2 separate regions of the Homo sapiens genome follow, and region 1 is linked to region 2. A link is a loop called in an ENCODE intact Hi-C map of the cell type or tissue named here. Cell type or tissue: Panc1. All regions are shown on one strand. Links, peaks and the distances in the headings refer to the core of each region. The heading gives the core; the rest is flanking DNA. Region 1 overlaps LOC101928272 (a long non-coding RNA gene). Region 2 overlaps TAF3 (TATA-box binding protein associated factor 3).

What was found. A loop is a pair of places that touch in the nucleus more often than their neighbours do. Peaks named below come from ENCODE experiments on the same cell type or tissue, not always from the same donor. Only the 100,000 strongest peaks of a DNase experiment are listed, where the experiment ranks them.
Region 1: a loop joins it to region 2, with 10 times the contacts of the local background. A loop is called at or near these places in 90 of 110 quality-filtered maps.

Annotation. Positions count from the first base shown.
Region 1 is chr10:9,206,313-9,216,316 of GRCh38, forward strand. All of the region lies in intron 4 of LOC101928272 (a long non-coding RNA gene), which reads right to left. Among named protein-coding and RNA genes, the nearest start is that of LINC00709, 64 kb to the right of the region's middle. In Panc1, for the core only: CTCF peaks have their summits at 3,068 (motif pointing left), 3,277, 5,133 and 5,332; a DNase peak (open chromatin) is centred at 3,069; H3K27ac peaks cover 850 bases.
Region 2 is chr10:7,868,634-7,876,633 of GRCh38, forward strand. All of the region lies in intron 2 of TAF3 (TATA-box binding protein associated factor 3), which reads left to right. Among named protein-coding and RNA genes, the nearest start is that of TAF3, 54 kb to the left of the region's middle. In Panc1, for the core only: CTCF peaks have their summits at 3,547 (motif pointing right) and 3,746; a DNase peak (open chromatin) is centred at 3,602; H3K4me3 peaks cover 459 bases; H3K27ac peaks cover 239 bases.

The DNA.
Region 1 (10,004 bases), core at 1-8,000, 1.3 Mb after region 2:
GGTTCTGTCTGCACTGTCTTCTTCTGTGGGATGGTGGTGGTGTGTGTGAACAAGCGCAAAGTCCATATCCAGTGATACACTTTTAATATTCTATTCCTTAAATGACATATTTAATGCAACTGGCATTTATTGTCATGCATTAACAGGCAAACATATAAGTCGCGGGAAAACGCCATCCCATGCAAAATTTATATATATATACACACACACACACACACACACACACACACACACACACACACACACATATGTATATATATAAAGCATCATTTCCCAAATTGCAACATCAACATATAGCCCTACTCTGAGTTATGTGGTCCTAGAAGTCATGTGTCTTCTCATATATGTGTGTATGTGTGCTTGCCTAAACACACAAATTCAAAGTACTGTTCACTCTCATCATTACATTCTTAGCGAGTGTCAAGATTTAGAAAGAAATTATTGCTTATAGTGCTTCTAAAACATTGATATTTGTTTTCAATATCAAGATCAAATATCAATGTTTTAGAAGCATTAGAAGCAATCAATGTTTTAGAAGCATTAGAAGCAATGATTTCTTGAAATCTGAAATATCCTTTTGTGATCTAAGAAATTTAAAATTAAAAGTTACTTCTCAGGTATAAGGTCAACAGATAACGAGAAAAAATATTTAGGATCTCATTTTCCATTTTCCAAGATTTCAGATTAGGGTATTTCTTCAATCCTTTGAAGTCATAAACCTTTGACTAAATTTTCCCTAGAAAAATTGAAGCTGAAACTTAGGACTCTAAAAAATGAAAAGTTTTTAAATCATACATCAATATATACATTAAAAGGGAGATTGCTGATCCCCAAGGGGAGTGATTTTAGCTTGAATTATCTGTTTGATTTCATATATTAGACAGACTTTCATATATATGTCATATATATGAAATGTCATATGATAGTATTTCATGTGTATATGACAGTATTACAAATTCACCTTACTTTATGTAAACAAAGTTTAGTCCATACAACTTTAGTTTTCAAATAAATAGAAAATTAAAATATGCACCAAATACTTTGTCTCCATTTATATCTGGCTTTGTGATGAAAGTGAAGCAAGTTTTGAAAATTAGTATTTTTACTCAGTCAATTATCTAAGAGCACAAAGTAGATCTGCCTTGGTTGTTTCCAAGTGCTCCTGAATAAGGCCACACTTCTATGCAAGAATCTGCCAGTGTGATGGAAAGACAGAAGCAGTCCCTTCAGGTTCTTATTATTGTTGTTGTTGTTTCTTGAAACGGAGTTTTGCTCTTTCGCCCAGGCTGGAGTGAAGTGGTGCGATCTCAGCTGACTGCAACCTCTGCCCCCGGGTTCAAGTGATTCTCCTGCCTCAGCCTCCCGAGTAACTGAGACGGGGTTTTGCCATGTTGGCCAGGCTGGTCTTGAACTCCTGACCTCAGGCAACCCACCTGCCTCGGCCTCCCAAAATGCTAGGATTACAGGCGTGAGCTACAGTTGTCCAGCCTCCTTCTGGTTCTTAATCAGGAAACCCCAAATATACTTGACTGGTTTGTTGTCCCATAAGGTATGGACTTCTTGTGGGAAGTAAACAAAAAATAAATATTCAAAACCTGGCTTTATCTTGCCTAGTTTGTTTTTACAAATCCAAATATATCCATGTAAGGTATATGCAAAAATATCTCTTGATCTAGTGACAAAATCTGTGCATGCAAAATTAAAAGTGGCTTATATTAACAGAGAGAAAATTTTCCTTTTATATGCCTACTACTCATTGAATAATATATGTTTATTCAGCTAGTGTTTTGTGTTGTGAAGAATAAGAAAACTTAATTTGAAATTTGGTATTTAAAAACATTTTTTCCCGTGCTAGCTAAACTTAAACATACTATAATATGCTTCAAATTTTCATTCTAGTTTTGTTGTTGTTTCAAGTTTTGTTTTGCTATTCTGTGGTATTCTTAACCATTTCATCTTCCATCAGAGGGGTGTGAACATCATTTTCACAAGCAAATGAAAGATATATAAGAGGCCTAGTGCAAACTGTAACTTCCATAGATGTCAGCTAATTGTAAAAGTTAATTATTAAGTTTTGTTTACTAGAAAAGCATGACATGCTGCTTGCCAAAGTTTTTATATGTTAAAATAGTAATAAGGAGTTATAGATAAATGTGTTTCCTGAACTAAGGATAATTAAATTTATCAATTTTTTTTATTTCATATATTTACACAAATTTTCTCCCTCTTTATTTTACCTTAAAAATGTGATCATTTTACCCCACTCATGTTTCCCATCCATATAACTAAGCAAAGTTATTTGGCATTAAATCCTTCCTTCTCTGAACAGAAGTGATTCATTGTTCCAGATAATATCTAACACCTTCATAATTATCATTAATCTTTGAATTAATACAAATTTAGATATTTATATATTTTAACACCACACAAAATTCGTTGTAAAAACCTTTAGCTTCTTTAGTATACCTAAAATAATGTTTTCAAAGGTTTTTTCCTTACTGTAAGTTTAAAACCAATTCACTGTGGAAAACTAAACTGTCATCAGCTAATTGTCTCAACTACAAACATTTATTTGAAGTGTGTATACATGTCAGAATGTGTGTGTGTATAGCTTGTGAGAACAAGTGATTTAGACTATAAAATGCTGAAAAGAGTGAAGGCTATTCTTGCTATATGGTAGAAAGTGAATTCATAACAAGTATATTTTTGAGATGTTGGTCCTGTGCAAGCTTAACATCATTCAGCAGCGGAAAGGAATCTGGTGCCCTATTTGTACTTCCATCTCACCTCCTATTCACTTTCTTTGTAACCTTTTTTCTTCTTATGAACTTGGCATTCTATTGAACATCAGGTTCCCAAAGAGTAATAGCAAATAAGGAAGCTTTATGGGCTGCCTTAGCATCGGGTGCACCAGAAGACGACAGATCCCAAAGGAATGCGAGATGTGTGCTGGAGACTCACCCCAGCGTATTTACACTTTGATGGTCCTGAGAAACTTAGGACCCAAGGGTTGTGGCGCTAAATCTCATCAAAGGTACCATGCACATTTTAGAGACAAAAGCTGGCATTGCCATCCAGTGGCGACATCCGGTATTGCATGTTCAACCAAACCCCGTTTGTTTTGCTTGGACACCGTGTCCTACATAGAAAATAAAATACAATGACTTTGTTTATTTTCTCTTCTATCTTAACAATTCAATGTATGTAATAAGCAAGCAGAAGTAGTTGTTAAAGTATCTTTCATTTTAAGTTAGTTTTACTATTTCCCCTCTAGGTTTGGATGTAGCGTGTGTAGAATGAACAAATGTGTAGGCAAAATAAAAATTTACTAATATTTTTGAACGAAGATTTAAAGTACTTAAAATGGACTCCAAATGAGCAACTCTTTATAAGATCAGGGAATTTCTAGTGATTAAAAATCGCAATGGTTCGGCCCATTTATTTTAATAGCATTACTATTAACTCAAAGATGTATTGATATGGACTCACACCAAGGTTGTGATTATACCAACCTAAGCTCTCCAACTTAGAGTACCTGGTGCAGTTCACATGTGTGTGTTTAATAAACGCATGAACTAAGAAAGAAGAACATGGAGAGATTTTTCCTGTTGTCAGTTTGATGTTGAAGGGCACATTGTTTTTCTATTATGTTGCTGATTTCTGTATTTATTCCACATATATCAGAAACATTTCTCCCACCTTCTGGGTAAATTGCAATGGAGGTCTCACCCAGAACATTTAGGTTTGAATTGGTTAACAATTCAAGCAGCCCTACCTTTTCAGCACTTTTTATTTTTTAAAAAAAATAGCATTTTGTTTTTCCTTCAAACCTCACATCTTCCAAGCCCTTCAAAGAGCTGTACTGATGAATGCATGTTTCTAATAGACTTCAAGAGGGTTATCCTGGACGCCTGGTATAAGTTCAGGGGTCCCCTCCCCCTTTATTTACCTGTTATGTGTCATTAGCTCCTGCTTTTTTTTAATGTTACAAACTCTGTGTACTTTTTGTAGGCATTGGTTTTCAATGCTGCGTTGCCATTTGGTTTTCATTCATAGGAGAAGTTTAAAAGGAGAAATGAGATCTTACATGAAAGATTGTGCTCAGCACTTTTTATTTGGCAGGGGAAAATATGAGTGGAGTTATTTCACCTAAGACATAGAATTATTTTGTTACGTGAAAGACATTATTTATATTTTCTTATGTTAATACAAATATATAACGCATTCAAGGTAATCCACAAAGCTAAAATGAAAATCCAGTTATCTGAGATTTGTTTCCTTGGCATACGTACTAACCAGTCTATAGGGGGCCTTTGGCACATAAATGTTCATTTACTTTGAGCTTAGTGGCATCAGCCATTTTTAACAAACCATAAACTGCTAACAAGCTTCAACATAAAGAAGAAACATATAAAGACAATATGGATAAGATATGTAAATAGTAACACCCTGACTTACAATGACTTTTTTATTTGAAATAACTTTTATTAAGCAGAGTGAACTGAATGGATCATTTTCATGTATATTCACCCATTAAAATAATTTAAATATTTTCTTTAAAAAGAAAAAAATTGGTATTTGTTACCTTTCTGTTTTTCTGCTATATATTTTCTTAATATGTAAGCAAATGTTTTCTTTCAGAAAAGTTGGAATTCATCCAAATTACAACAACAAAAAAATATGCACACAATTAAGTATTCTTAGAAGTGCTATCCAGTGCCCACTTTCTTCTTGTTTGGAGTACATGTGTTTATATTCCACTCTTCAGGCCTTGAGCCTGCATACTGGGCTGTCTTTGTGTGGCAATATGGTTAGTTCATTTAATAAATTAATCATTTTGTTACTAATATTATTTTAAAATGCACACGTACCGTTCATATTTCTGTTCTGATCTCAATTACTGTTTGGAGTACTTGAGTTTATAAAGTGAAACACTGCTGTCATTATAGGATCAGTTTTTGAGAGTTTTGTGATGGCTTTGTCATTGGACATGCAAAAGACCCAAAGTGACAATACAAAGTAAGAAAGAATGGGAAGACTTGTTAAGAGAGAGCATGGCACTGGATCTCAGTTGTCCCTTGCTAGGAATTATTGTCATATACTCAGTGCTGACAACTATAGGTTGGAATTTTGCAGTGCAGTTGCCTTAAATTTTAACCGTGGAAATAAGCCATTTTCATACCCTTCCCATTGAAAACTGTTGTAAGGCTTGGTATCCTGAAAATCTGCATCTAGGAGATAGTCTAGTACGCTCCTGGTCACTTGGTAGTCCTCTAGGTTATCAGATTGACAGATCACAGAAAGAAGGGTGAATATAGTATAACAAGGTATTTTGAGAGAGAGAACTTTTATTCACCTAATTTTTATTAAAGTATATTGTTATATTTGTTCTATTTTATTATTAGATATTGTTGTTAATCTCTTGCTGTGCCTAATTAATAAATTAAACTTTATCGTAAGTATGTATGTATAGAAAAAACGTGGTATATATAGGGTTCAACGTTGTTTTGGGCATCCACTGGGGTCCATGAAACGTAGCCCCCGTGGATAAAGGGGGGGCTACTGCACACTTAAATATGGACTACTGTTATTCCCTCTGCAAATACTTCTTGGAAAGTTATTAAATGAAGATAATGTGGAGTCCTGTACAAAAATCAGTCAACTTAATAATACTCCAAAGACATTAGGCTTTTTAATTACTGGTAGAAAAGCTGTTGTATAAGTCTCACTTTGTATTTCAACTTGAAGCAGCTTCCTAGGATTCCATACCAAGATCTTCCCCTTTACCTGTCTATATTTTACACTGAGCTTGAAGAGATAGTTTAAGATTGGCTGTAGGAGAAAAAGCCAGAATACAATGGTGCATTTATAAGAACCTAATACCTGGGCAATGTGTTATGATGTTTAACTATTTAAAAAGAAAGACTTTATACTGGGAAATTAAGTCATAAAGATGCCACCATTCCCATCCATTGACTCCACATACCGCTACCCTCCAATGCCAAAGTCCACAGAATTTGGCCATCAAATATCTATATATAGTTTTGATGAAGTTAGGAGATTTACCTAAATTTATGTAATGTTTTATGCTTGTAAATTTGATCTAAATAGAAAAAGTAAAGTAAACCATTAAAAACCTCAATGGACAGTTGATGCAAAATATGGAAAAATAAGAATATCAATGGATGCAATCCAGTATGAAAACAGGCCTCATTAAAAGCGAAACATTCTGTCCTCCTCCTTTACAACACACTTACAAGATTTCCAAAATCGCATTTAGATGGTAGTTTTAAAAATGTATGAAACTGAATCAAAGTAAAAAATGTTTCACAGTGACAAAAATATACAAAGCAAAAGTTGCTGCTAAAACCAAAATAGATTACTTCTAGTTTTAAATATATATATTTTTGACAAAATTATGTTTTAAAAAAATCTTTTACAATCTATAAATAATAATTCTGCTAAATTTACTGAATGTGAACAGGTAATAAATAAGAATAATGGTAACTATGAATAGAAGAAAATACTTTCCCTACTGTATATACCTGACTTCAAGAAATTTATCTCTCTGCTGTCATTCTCTTAGGCCAGATGCTAGTTTGGAAAAAGGAAAATAATATCATAATATTTTTTGGCATTACACCCTAATTAAAAGGGCAGTTGGCAAAATTTTGTTGCATATATAACTTGATTTCTAGAGCTACAGTGTTTGAAAACATCATCTGGGCTAGGGATGCAGGGCAGCTAATAAGACTATCTCAAACAATATGTCACTAATCCAGAAACTGTAATTTCCTATCAAAACGAGGCATTTTCCTTATATGTAATGTGAATATTCTTCCCTAAAAGCATAGAGTGTGTAGTGTAGGAGAAGAAACTTAATTTTTGGAGGAACTCCAAAGGCTTGCTTTTTATCTGATGTTGATAAAGAATGGAAAATATCAAAGCATAACAGTGATTTAATTTTTTAAAACACCCACACTAATTCTCTTCCCATGAATTCTCAGTACTTTCAAACAAGCAACGTTTTAATACAGAAGCAATTAATTTCTGTATTCCTCGATTTGTATGACATTTACTAGAGCAAAATCCTCAGGATACCTGAGCTTTAACATGAGCAATAGACCTCAAAAATGACACAGGAAGATGCCATAAGTGCCTGTATCTTACATAGGAAATGGTGGCACCCTTATGGCTATCTTAATATGACCGACTTCCCTAATGGTATCAGACAGGCTTCAATCAGGAAACAGATTCTATCCAGTAAATTCAATAGAGAATGTGTAAAATACAATTTTTTTAACTGTAACAGAGGATTGGAATCATAGCTTGGGATACCAAGAAGTATAGGTAATTCTAAAGAATATAGAATAGCAGATTCTATTCCAAACGCTGAGAGAACACACCCAAGGTAAGAAAAAATCTGGAAAAGGACCCTGCCCCTCCAGGGCTGAGATCCAGACCTCACTGGAGAGGGCATGGCAGTGGCCCTGGGGATGCGGAGTTGCTGAGGTGCCATGCCAGCAGTAGTCACTGAGAAACTGCCCTCTTGAGTGTCAGAGGGACGTCACTAATGGAGAGATGCCCACACAAGTCCCACTTGGAATTTGTTACCGGAAATGGCACATTGGGAAACCTCCCTCTTGGTGTCAGGGAATGTCCTGCACCACCAGCTGCCACACACTGCAGGAGCCTACTGAGAGCGAGCACAGGCTGGCCCAGGATGATGAACCCATTCCTCTGCTAGGTTCCCGCCACACCACCAGCTGCCACACACTGCAGGAGCCTACTGAGAGTGAGCACAGGCTGGACCCAAGAGGAAGAACCCATTCCTCTCCTAGGTTCCCACGAGTGCCTTCTGCCAACGAAGCTTAATGGCATGCCAACTGTCCAAGGAGAAAGGATGAGAAGCCACAAGCAGGACAATACAGGTTTCCTTGGAGCCAAGAGGCAATAGATTGGTAACTGCCATACTCCCCTCACCTAATGTTTTAAAAATGCCATCAGTTAATTTTGTTCTGAATCTCTGAGGTGGTACCACCACATTACAAAAGCAAATTGCACTGTGCATTCATTCTAAATGCCAGGATTATTTGTGGTTGTTTGTTGTATTCATTATGAATACAGGTTCAGTTCCCCTTATTCAAAATGCTTGGGACCAGAAGAGTTTCAGATTTTGAAATGTTTGGATTTTGGAATATCTGCAATATATTTACCAGTTGAGCTCTCAGATCTGAAAATCCGAAATCCAAAATGCTCCAGTGTGAGCATTTCTCTGGAGTATCATGTCCATGCTCAAGAGGTTTTGGATTTTGGAGCATTTCAGATTTTCAGATTTTGGAAACCCAGTCGGTACAGCACATGGAAGAGAGAGCTAAATTATACACTCACCCTTTCCTATAGGCTGTAACAGTAGATATTACTACTTTCAGGGCATAAGGCAACCCAGTTATAGACCACGTTTCCCAGACTCGCTGGCAGGCAGGTGAGGCCAAGTGACTCAGTGCTGGCCAAGAGGATGCGCGAGCAGGCAGGATGTGGAACTCCCAAGTCTTGTCCTTTAAGGAAGTAACGTGGCTTTTGTTAATACTTATTTTTTTCCTTATCTTGCTGGCTGCAAAGTGCACCTTGTAATAAACTGTGTGGACCATGCAAAGAAAGTGATATTCTAGAGAGGTAGAGTAAGACAGAAGAAGCCCGGCCCTTAAGAACTTCAGCAGGGCAGAGCTCCCACATCAGCTCACATCTGTGTGTGAGAGAGAGAGGGAAAGAAACTTCTATTTTATTTAAGCTGCTATTATTTGGGGGCTTTGCAATCATATTATTTTGCTTCTCATATCTCGGTACCATACTGTTGTTGACTAGAAAGTTAGCAAATGTGTTAAATAGAAAGAAGCACAGACCTATTAGTGAAAAACTTTCTTTCTTTCTTTCTCTTCTTTCCTTTCTTCCTTCCTGCCTGCCTTCTTCTTTCTTTCTTTCTCTCTCTCTTTCCCTCTCTCTTTCTCTCTCTCTTTCCCTCTCTTTCTCTCTCTTTCTCTCTCTCTCTTTCCCTCTCTCTTTCTCTATCTCTCTTTCTCCCTTCCTTCCTTCCTTTCTTTTTTGATGGAGTTTCACTCTTGTTACCCAGGCTGGAATACAATGGGATGATCTTGACTCACTGCAACTTTTGCCTCCCGAGTTCAAGCAATTCTCCTGCCTCAGTCTCCCAAGTAGCTGGGAGTACAGGCTCCTGCCACCATGACCAGCTAATTTTTTTGTGTGTTTTCAGTAGAGACGGGGTTTCACCATGTTGGCCAGGCTGGTCTTGAACTCATGACCTCAGATGATTCACCCGCCTCAGCCTCTCAAAGTGCTGGGGTTACAGATGTGAGCCACCATGCCCAGCCACAGTGAAAAATTTTCATCTGGAAACTTCCTTAGACATGAAAAAAACACAAAGATTTTACACAAAAGTGGAAAACAACAATTCCCTTGAAAGTTTAGAACTTGTTATATTCATAATTATACGTTTATTTTCAGAAAAATATTTTCTCAATGCTTGAAATGTAATAACAATAATCAGTCTTATGTCTCAGCAAAGTATTTCATTATGTTGTCATTTTTGAAGGCCGCTTCTCTGATTCTAATGCCTTATTAGAATATATGCTTTAGAAGAGATAGGGTTCTAAATCATATGTTGATTAGGTTAAGGCCACACGGGCACCAGTGTGTGCTCCAGCGTTGGTTTTCCTCATTCATCCAGACAAACCTAGATGTCACTGATACTGAGTGTTTCTGCCCAGTTGCCCGGTCAAGAATAAATAACCAAGTGTCCCAAGTGCTGGGCTTGCCATTGGCTGACAATCCTCTGTCTAGTAATTGCACTCAGCTAAAGAGAGCTGCTTTGCTCAAGGATGCATCCTGCCTTCGTATTCAATGACAGATTGATGAGGGTATAAAGACGCAAGTCCCTGGATTCAACGTGTGACCACTTTGAAGGGCCACCCAGCTCTGGAGCTATC
Region 2 (8,000 bases), core at 1-8,000:
AAATCTCATTTCCTCTTATGGAAAATATAGATCATAAATAGTACCCACATAACAGGGTAGTAGTGAAGATGAAGTGATCATCTATATAAAGATCCTAGTGCCATGTCTTTTGGCACCTAGAAAGTACCAAGTAAACAAGAACAGTAATACATTTAATATAATAATTATGATTTTGTTATCTGTTTTACTTATAAGGCAAGTATTCACATCACCATTTTTCAGATGAAAAACATACTTAGAGAACTCTAAATTTCCTAAGATCACAGAGCTAGGAAATGCAGTGGCAGGGTTTAAACTTATGAAGGTCTGACTCCAGAATTTATGCTTTTAATCATAACTCCATATTTTTTTCTAGCAAGGTCCTTCCAAGATTGGATCATTGGATTCATAATTAATTCAGAGTGTAAAACAATACATCGTAGAACAATTCCCTATTTTGCTTGTTAATCTAAAGATTTCACATTATATTCTACTTATTTTAAAAATAAAAAATATTCTAGAAGATAGTAACTTTAGAAAAATTTTAAAATGTAGATAAAAAATGTTTACAGATAAGATAAAAGAAAGATGTCACATATAATCCCATGAAGAATAATCCTTCCTGACTTCTACCGTGTGTGTGTGTGTCTGTGTGTGTGTGTCTGTGTGTGTGTGGAGTGGAGGCAGGAGTGTAGAGACGCACACACACATACACACACATAAATACATACGTACATAGATGTTGATTTCTTTTTCCAAAATGAGATCACACCATATATTCTGTGCTCTGATTTGGGTTTTCTCCCCAGCTTATTTTATTGTGAAGGTCTTTCCATGTCTGTTAACTTATCCTCATGGGAGCATAGTGTTGCATTACCTGTGTGTGCCATCATGAATTTACATAGTTCCCTGTTGTGACATTTAGATTGTGTAGAATTTTTCACTATTTTAACAGTGCTTTTATTAACATTCTTAATCACACACATCCATTTGCGTTTTCTCATAATTTCCTTAAGAGAAATTCCTGGAAGAACTGCTGTGTTGATTGTCACCTTTTTAAGCTTTTGATACATATTTCAGTTGCCCTCCAGAAAGGCTGTCCCAGCATGCACCCCTGCAGCAGCACGGACTGCCTCCTTCCCTGTGCCTGCATCTGCAGTGCATATTATCCTTTTTGATCTTTGGCAGACTGGTGAAAAATAGTTCTGTCTTGCATGCCTTTGATTACCAATGAATATATTTATGTTTATAAACTATTTGTACTTTTTCCATTATAAATTGCTCTTTAAAAATTCTTTGCCTCTTTTATCACGCCTGACCCCTGGGTTTTGGTTGGCCCAGAGATTACTGAACTACTTTCGACCCCAAGTTTTGCATATTTAAATTTATTTTTAGGGATTTCAGGTGAGCATCTTTAAAAAAATTAGATAATTAGGAGAAATGAAAACGGCTTGTATTAGTATACAAATAGTAATGTAGGTATTGGCATAAAACAAAACTTGCTTTAAGGACTCGCTCTAAAGACATGTCTTTCCCATTACATTACTGAATAGAGGTTTAACTTTGAACTCATTCTTATGAGTAGGGAATCATAAAACTCTGATCCCAAGTCCATCATTCCTTCTTCTTTGAGCATGAAATTCTCATCAGTCATTGGTTGTACTTTGGAACTACTGTATATTAGAAACCAATTCTCACTTTTCCGGGAGTATATTGTTTAAAAAACAAATTCAGATCCATCAGGATATGTTCTCTCCATTTTTACTTATAGTTAATTCTCTGCTGCTTTCCTAATTACTTTTGTTTCTTTTCTTCCAGTGGTCGGTTAGAATATAATTTATTTACGTGAGTGTTGCCTGATGGAAGATACTTTCTGGTGGTTCATTATAAAATACATTTTTTAATGTAAACTTCATTTTTCTATTGATTTCCATTGTACAATTGGAAACTGTAACTGTTAGTGAAAAATGGCGGTCTGTTGTTGAAGAGTTAGGATGGTAACTTGTTAAACTTCTACAGACTCCTGACTTGAGTTTTTAGGCCTTAACGAGCGGCAGAACTCGACACGCTTCTGAGTTCGCCTTCCTTCACTTCTTCTCTAAGTCCTTTCCTTGAGTGTCTTAACACTCATGCCTGCCCCCACTTAACATTTTTCCCTGACAGTCTCCTGCTGGGGCCATTTTGTTCTTGATCCCTTCTTCTGCCCTGCCACCCCCACTCCATATTTAAGATGCTAAAAGAATGTATTCTAAGCCTTACCTTTCTTGAAGCTCAGAGTTTCTTGTAATATGAAAAAAAATTGTTTCCTATAAAGCTATTAAGTTCTTATATTGCTTTCAGAAGTATAATTTTCATGACTTAGATTGTATGTATCTGTGATAGAAATTATTTTTGTATAAGGAAAGACAACGGAAAATTTTTAGTCTAGACATAACAGTTTATTTTTGCTAGAAATTAAAAATAGTAATACACTGTAGTCAGTCGTTTAATATACTTGTTCTTAAACTTTATTAGTTCACTTAAAAGTTTCCTATCATACAATATAAAATTCAAAGATTTTAAAATACATGTAGCTGGAAGTCTTGTTATTTCTTGTAAATCAGACTTGCATATGTGGTAGAATTTCTACTTCAAACAAAGGAAATATTAGTAATGATGGCTATTTCATTATTGAGATCTGTGTGCTAAGCATATATTAATTGTTCCTAAAACCAGATATTCTTACAGAAATATTTATTGGATTAAAGAAATATTTACTGGTTAAAATAAATAAATTGATAGTAAATTTTCTCTGAATCTAAATTGATGACAAATAACTGCTGCTTTTTTTTTTTTTTTTTTTTTTTTTGAGACGGAGTTTTGCTCTTGTTGCCCAGGCTAGAGTGCAATGGTGTGATCTCTGCTCATTGCAATCTCCGCCTCCCAGGTTCAAGTGATTCTGCTGCCTCAGCCTCACAAGTAGCTGGGATTATAGGCATGTGCCACCATGCCTGGCTAATTTTTGTATTTTTAGTAGAGACAGGTTTTCTCCATATTGGTCAGGCTGGTCTTGAACTCCCAACCTCAGGTGATCTGCCCACCTCAGCCTCCCAAAGTGCTGGAATTACAGGCGGGAGCCACCGCGCCAGGCCAACGATTGCTATTTTGACATGACATTATATGCATGACAGCCTGAGAAGTAAAAATTCATACATTTAATGAATTAGATTTTAATTTCTTTTACTAAATATGTGAATTTTAGATTAAGAAATATTGATTAACTATCCAAATATTTCTAATATTTGTTCATCACTTAAAATAAACATGATTTGTCTTTTAGCCAGATGATATATAGTGGGAAACCACGTTTCTGAAATTCACAGTTATTTCAAAACTATAAATTTAATCGGGACGCTTTTCACATGTCAAGTTAAATATTGATTTAGGTTTAAAGTGACACAAGTTGAATTTCATTATTTATATTAAAGAAAGTCAGCGAAATTTCCATAATTAAAGTTTGTTCTTCCTGGCATTCTTTTCTAATTTTTCTTTTTTTAACCTGCAAAGTTTCCAGTTTACCAGTAGAGGGCACTGTTGTAACATGGTAGAAGTGTTGGGTTGATTTTTTTTTTTTTTTTTTTTCTTTCTTTCCCAGTAGCTACCCGCTCCTCCGCCTTTGCAGTTTGGAAAGTGTTTTTTAAAAGCAATGTTCTCTGTGTAATTAAAATCAGTTCCCTGTATAATTAGCAATGGAGCCTTATTCTTTGTGGCAGAGTTTGTGGATGGCGTTATTATTTAAGTCTGTGTTCGTGTATAGCCAATGCCAGAACTGTTGCCTATTAAAATATAGGAAGTTATATTGCCGTTTATCAGCACTAAGCAATATTGTAGATGGAAATATATAAAATTACAGTATGTTTCATTTAGGTGCTCTGAGCAAATTACTCAATGGGGAACGTTTAAAACTCCTGGTTCTATCTTGAGAAATAGCAGAGTTAATGTGCCATAGTTATAATATCTTGCTTTCAGGTGCCCTGAATAATAATACAGGACAACTAATTCTTGCAGGGTTTTCAAAACTATATCTGCATTAGTGTACTGCTTAAGAAAGCCACTGATCTACTTAGCAAATTCTTTATATAATTTCTTTTTCACGCTGCCTTAAAATCATACAATTTTGATACAGATATCAAACTACTAAAATAGTATTAAAGCACAATTAAAGTTATTTCTTTCTTTCTTAAAAGACATATATGTTATATAAAATAACATTAAATGTGCATTCATTGCCTGGCTGCCTTGGGAAATATTTGGGGGCAGGGAGTTTAGAGAGAATCCAAGCCTGAATTTTGAGTTGTCAGAGGTGTAATTCATGAAGTTATAATTTATCCATAAATCCCAAAGTCTCTATAAGTAGTTTAAAAACAAACAGAAATCTTATTTCAAGACTAAATTATAGATTATTTGCTATACAATTTTTTGGAACTGAAAAAATTAAAAGTAATAATTTAATATGTTTATAATTAATTTCATTCTGTGCTTTAATATTTGTAAAATATTTGAGAATCTGGAATCTTAGGGTTTTTAAATCTTTAATCGATAGCCATATCAAATTAGGGAATTAGTATTTTCTTCAAGATTTTTTTTTTCTAACTTTATGAAATACTCTAGCTAAAAAGTTGGCTCTGTTGAAATTGTGTTTCTCTCTAACAGACCTATTTTAAAAGGTGGAAAACGGCTTTCATTGACTTACTTTGTATCCACAGACTTAGGAAAGCAGGTAATTTAATGTTTACTTAGTGATTTACTTTGACAATAAAAATGTAGGGTAAAATTTGAGAGATGAACGAGATGGTTGAGGAACCTGTCATGTAATTTTAGAAAAACATTTAGGAATATCTTTTATGCATTAGTCACTGCAGGTGCAAATTTAGAATAGTTTAGTAGAACTGGAACAAAATGTCATTTTCTAAATCTAAGTTTCTTTGGTGTTATGGATGTCCCCAAGGGAAGACATCCGAGTTCTCCCCCCCCCCCCGTCAAAAGGGGGTGTCGAATTTGAGGGGAGTCCCCCACTCCCTTGTCCTTAGGGTACGTCATAAAGCAGATGGGACCAGGTATTTTGAAGAATCAGCCAAATAACAGAAGGACATGACAGAGGCTGTCCTAGTTCCTTGATTAAAATGTGTAAGGTTGATTAGAGAAAAGAACTTAATGCTGTTTATAGATAGAAAACTGTTGCTTTCTCATTTCTTATTACCAAAGTGAGACTGAAACAAATGTTGATTCTGTTGGCACATTTGTATTGAGCACTTAGGTTCCCTGTATCATCTTGGTCATGATTACCGCTGTGTTTCCCCTCGAGAGGCCATTGCAGGTTTTAGTCTGGGCTATTTGTATTCAGCAAGGTCAAGATAAGTTTTATCGTTACAGATAAGTCAAGTGCATTAGGATCAATAGGTAATAGTAAGTGCATTGAAGATATTATTGCCAAGCTCTTAATGATTTTTTAAAGCTGTGAGCTTGTCATATAAAATATACCTCTTATTGTTTTATCTATCTGAATGGAGCTCAGGAGTCCAATTAATTTTGCGGACATTTCAAGAAAGAGTAAAGAAACTTAAGGGCAGATTAAAGCAATGTTTTTGGAAATCCTTAATTGCTCTGCATTTAAACTTGTACTGATGAAGTTTTAGAGGCTAATTATTTTTAAAGAAATGCAAAAGGACAGCTAGTAGACAGCATTTATAAATTACAAATATTACTTGAGTTTACTTGTTAAGACAATCATTTTTTGAAGTTATATATATCTTACCCCTGGGCTTTCCTGCATAAATCAGATTTCTGCTTCTTCAGGTGGGGAATAGTGTGGAAAAAAAGACCTTTTATACTTACCAAGGGATGATGGTGAGTATTTCATTATTTTAGAATTTCTGTTCTGGCCTAAATATATAAATAAGCTCTATAAGCTCTATATATTTAAAGCCAAAAATATCCTAAACATTTTCATGATTTTTTTTCTTTTTTACTGAAAGGAATAGTTTTTATGGATTATATTAATTAATATATTAAAAATATGGACTCTAACAGATATGTTTTGTCTTAGTTTTTTTTTTCAGTTAATTTTCTGTGGCCCAAAACATGACCACAACATTAGGTGAAATGTAGATTGCATTTCTTTTCTTTTCTAGGTGCAGATTACATGGAAAACTTTTTTCATCGATTTCTTAGCTGTATGTATCATGTAACTGTTCAAAACACATAAACTAAAGAAATTATGTATTGAGCTCGGGTTTTTTTCCTTCTTCAGTACAGCCATTTTAAAAAATCCTTTCTAAACTTTTTAGACTTCTAGTTTGGAATGTTGTGGTGCCTGCTTGCATTTGTGCTTCTTAATCCTTCAAAATGTGCTGTTTTTCTTTTGATACTCAATTATAGATAGCAGTTTGTAGGTTTTCCTTGTTTTAAGTGAAGCTTTCTTATCTTAGCTGATAATTGAAATAAGGAGACTGAAACCAATCTTCATATTGATTTTATGTATTCTTTATCAGTCACTATTTATATGGTAGTAAATAATCACCATTGCTGTCATAATTGTTCCTCCTCGATATTTTTTTTCTGTCTCCATACATTGTTTATTTATTTAACCATTTAAGTTGCAGGTAATATAAGCATGTGACATCCTTTCTGGAAATTGTAAACTTTTTTTTTAAAGTCCTATAAATGACGTTCTTTGAGCCTTTGGCTTATTAATCTTTATAATATTGGTCTACATTTCCACCTACTTAGCCATTTCTCTTTCTGGCTGAATAGTGATAATTTTTCCTCAACATTAGGTCAATTTATTTTATTGCTGGATTAGATTGATTGTGTTATAAGAAAGAGAAAACCAAGAGGTACAGAAGGATGTGTGGAAACCTCCACTGAAAACGGATGCTGTCCTTCCAGAGCCAGCGGGCACGAAGGGGTTGTTGGCCTCCAGTTGAAAAGTAGCATGAAAGAGAAGTTGACTGCCTCTTTTCAAAAGTTATCTTTGTGTGGTGGTCCTAATGCAATATTAAGAAAATTAGAGCTTTAAAAACCAGAACAATGGTCCTTTTAAAATATATCTAGTTTAGTGAATTTACCCCCCAAAGCCTCTGGTGTCTAATTACTCAAAAAGGAAAAGAAAGAGGAGAAATCTTTACTAGCAGAAAAATAAATTGCAAAAAGTGGCAAGTTTTTACTTTTATGGAAAACATTTTAATTCTGTTTTAATCCAGAAGGCAATAAAAGCAGCAAATTTTAAGAGTATTCATTTTTTTCTTGTACGACTAATTTTACCGACAGAAAATAATTGAACTCCAAACAAGTGATAGTAATCTTATATTACTATTAAACTTTTATTTTATTTATTTTTCTCTTTAAGTTTTTTTATCATACTATTAAACTTTTAAATTTATATTTATAAAAAGGAAGTTTGTTTTCCTCCTTTTTACTTATAATTTATCTTGTCTGTATAATAAAGGGAGACGCTTAATGACCAAAAGAACAAATCTGTACATAGATAAATTAATTTTGTGCGGTGTTTTATATTTTTCTTTTCTTTGTTCCCAAATAGTGATGAAATCGACTATTTTAGTAAGAGAAAGACTGGATTATTGTTTAGGGTTAATTTTCTGAAATATTGTGAAGCAGTTTTTAAATTTAACAAGATTAATTATTACCTGAAAGCAATACTTTAGCTTCACATTTAGAGGTCCTCGTATTTCAGACTGTGGGCCTGGTTTTCTCTAAAATTAATTAGGAACCCTTGTAAAGAGGTATTTTCAATGAAATGGGCCATAAGCAGGTATTTTAAAGTACATATTGTTTTCTAAAAGTTTTCTTGTTGGTTTTATAAGAATCGAATATGAAAGAACAACTTATTTATTGTAGCAGGAGTTCCTGTAATGCTGTTTTTGGAAATGAGTTTATTGTCCACATAGGAGAAAGAGGAGAGAGGCAGTCTTACCTATTCCTGTAGGTGAGCACCGTATACAGAATCACGGGGGTCAGTGGTT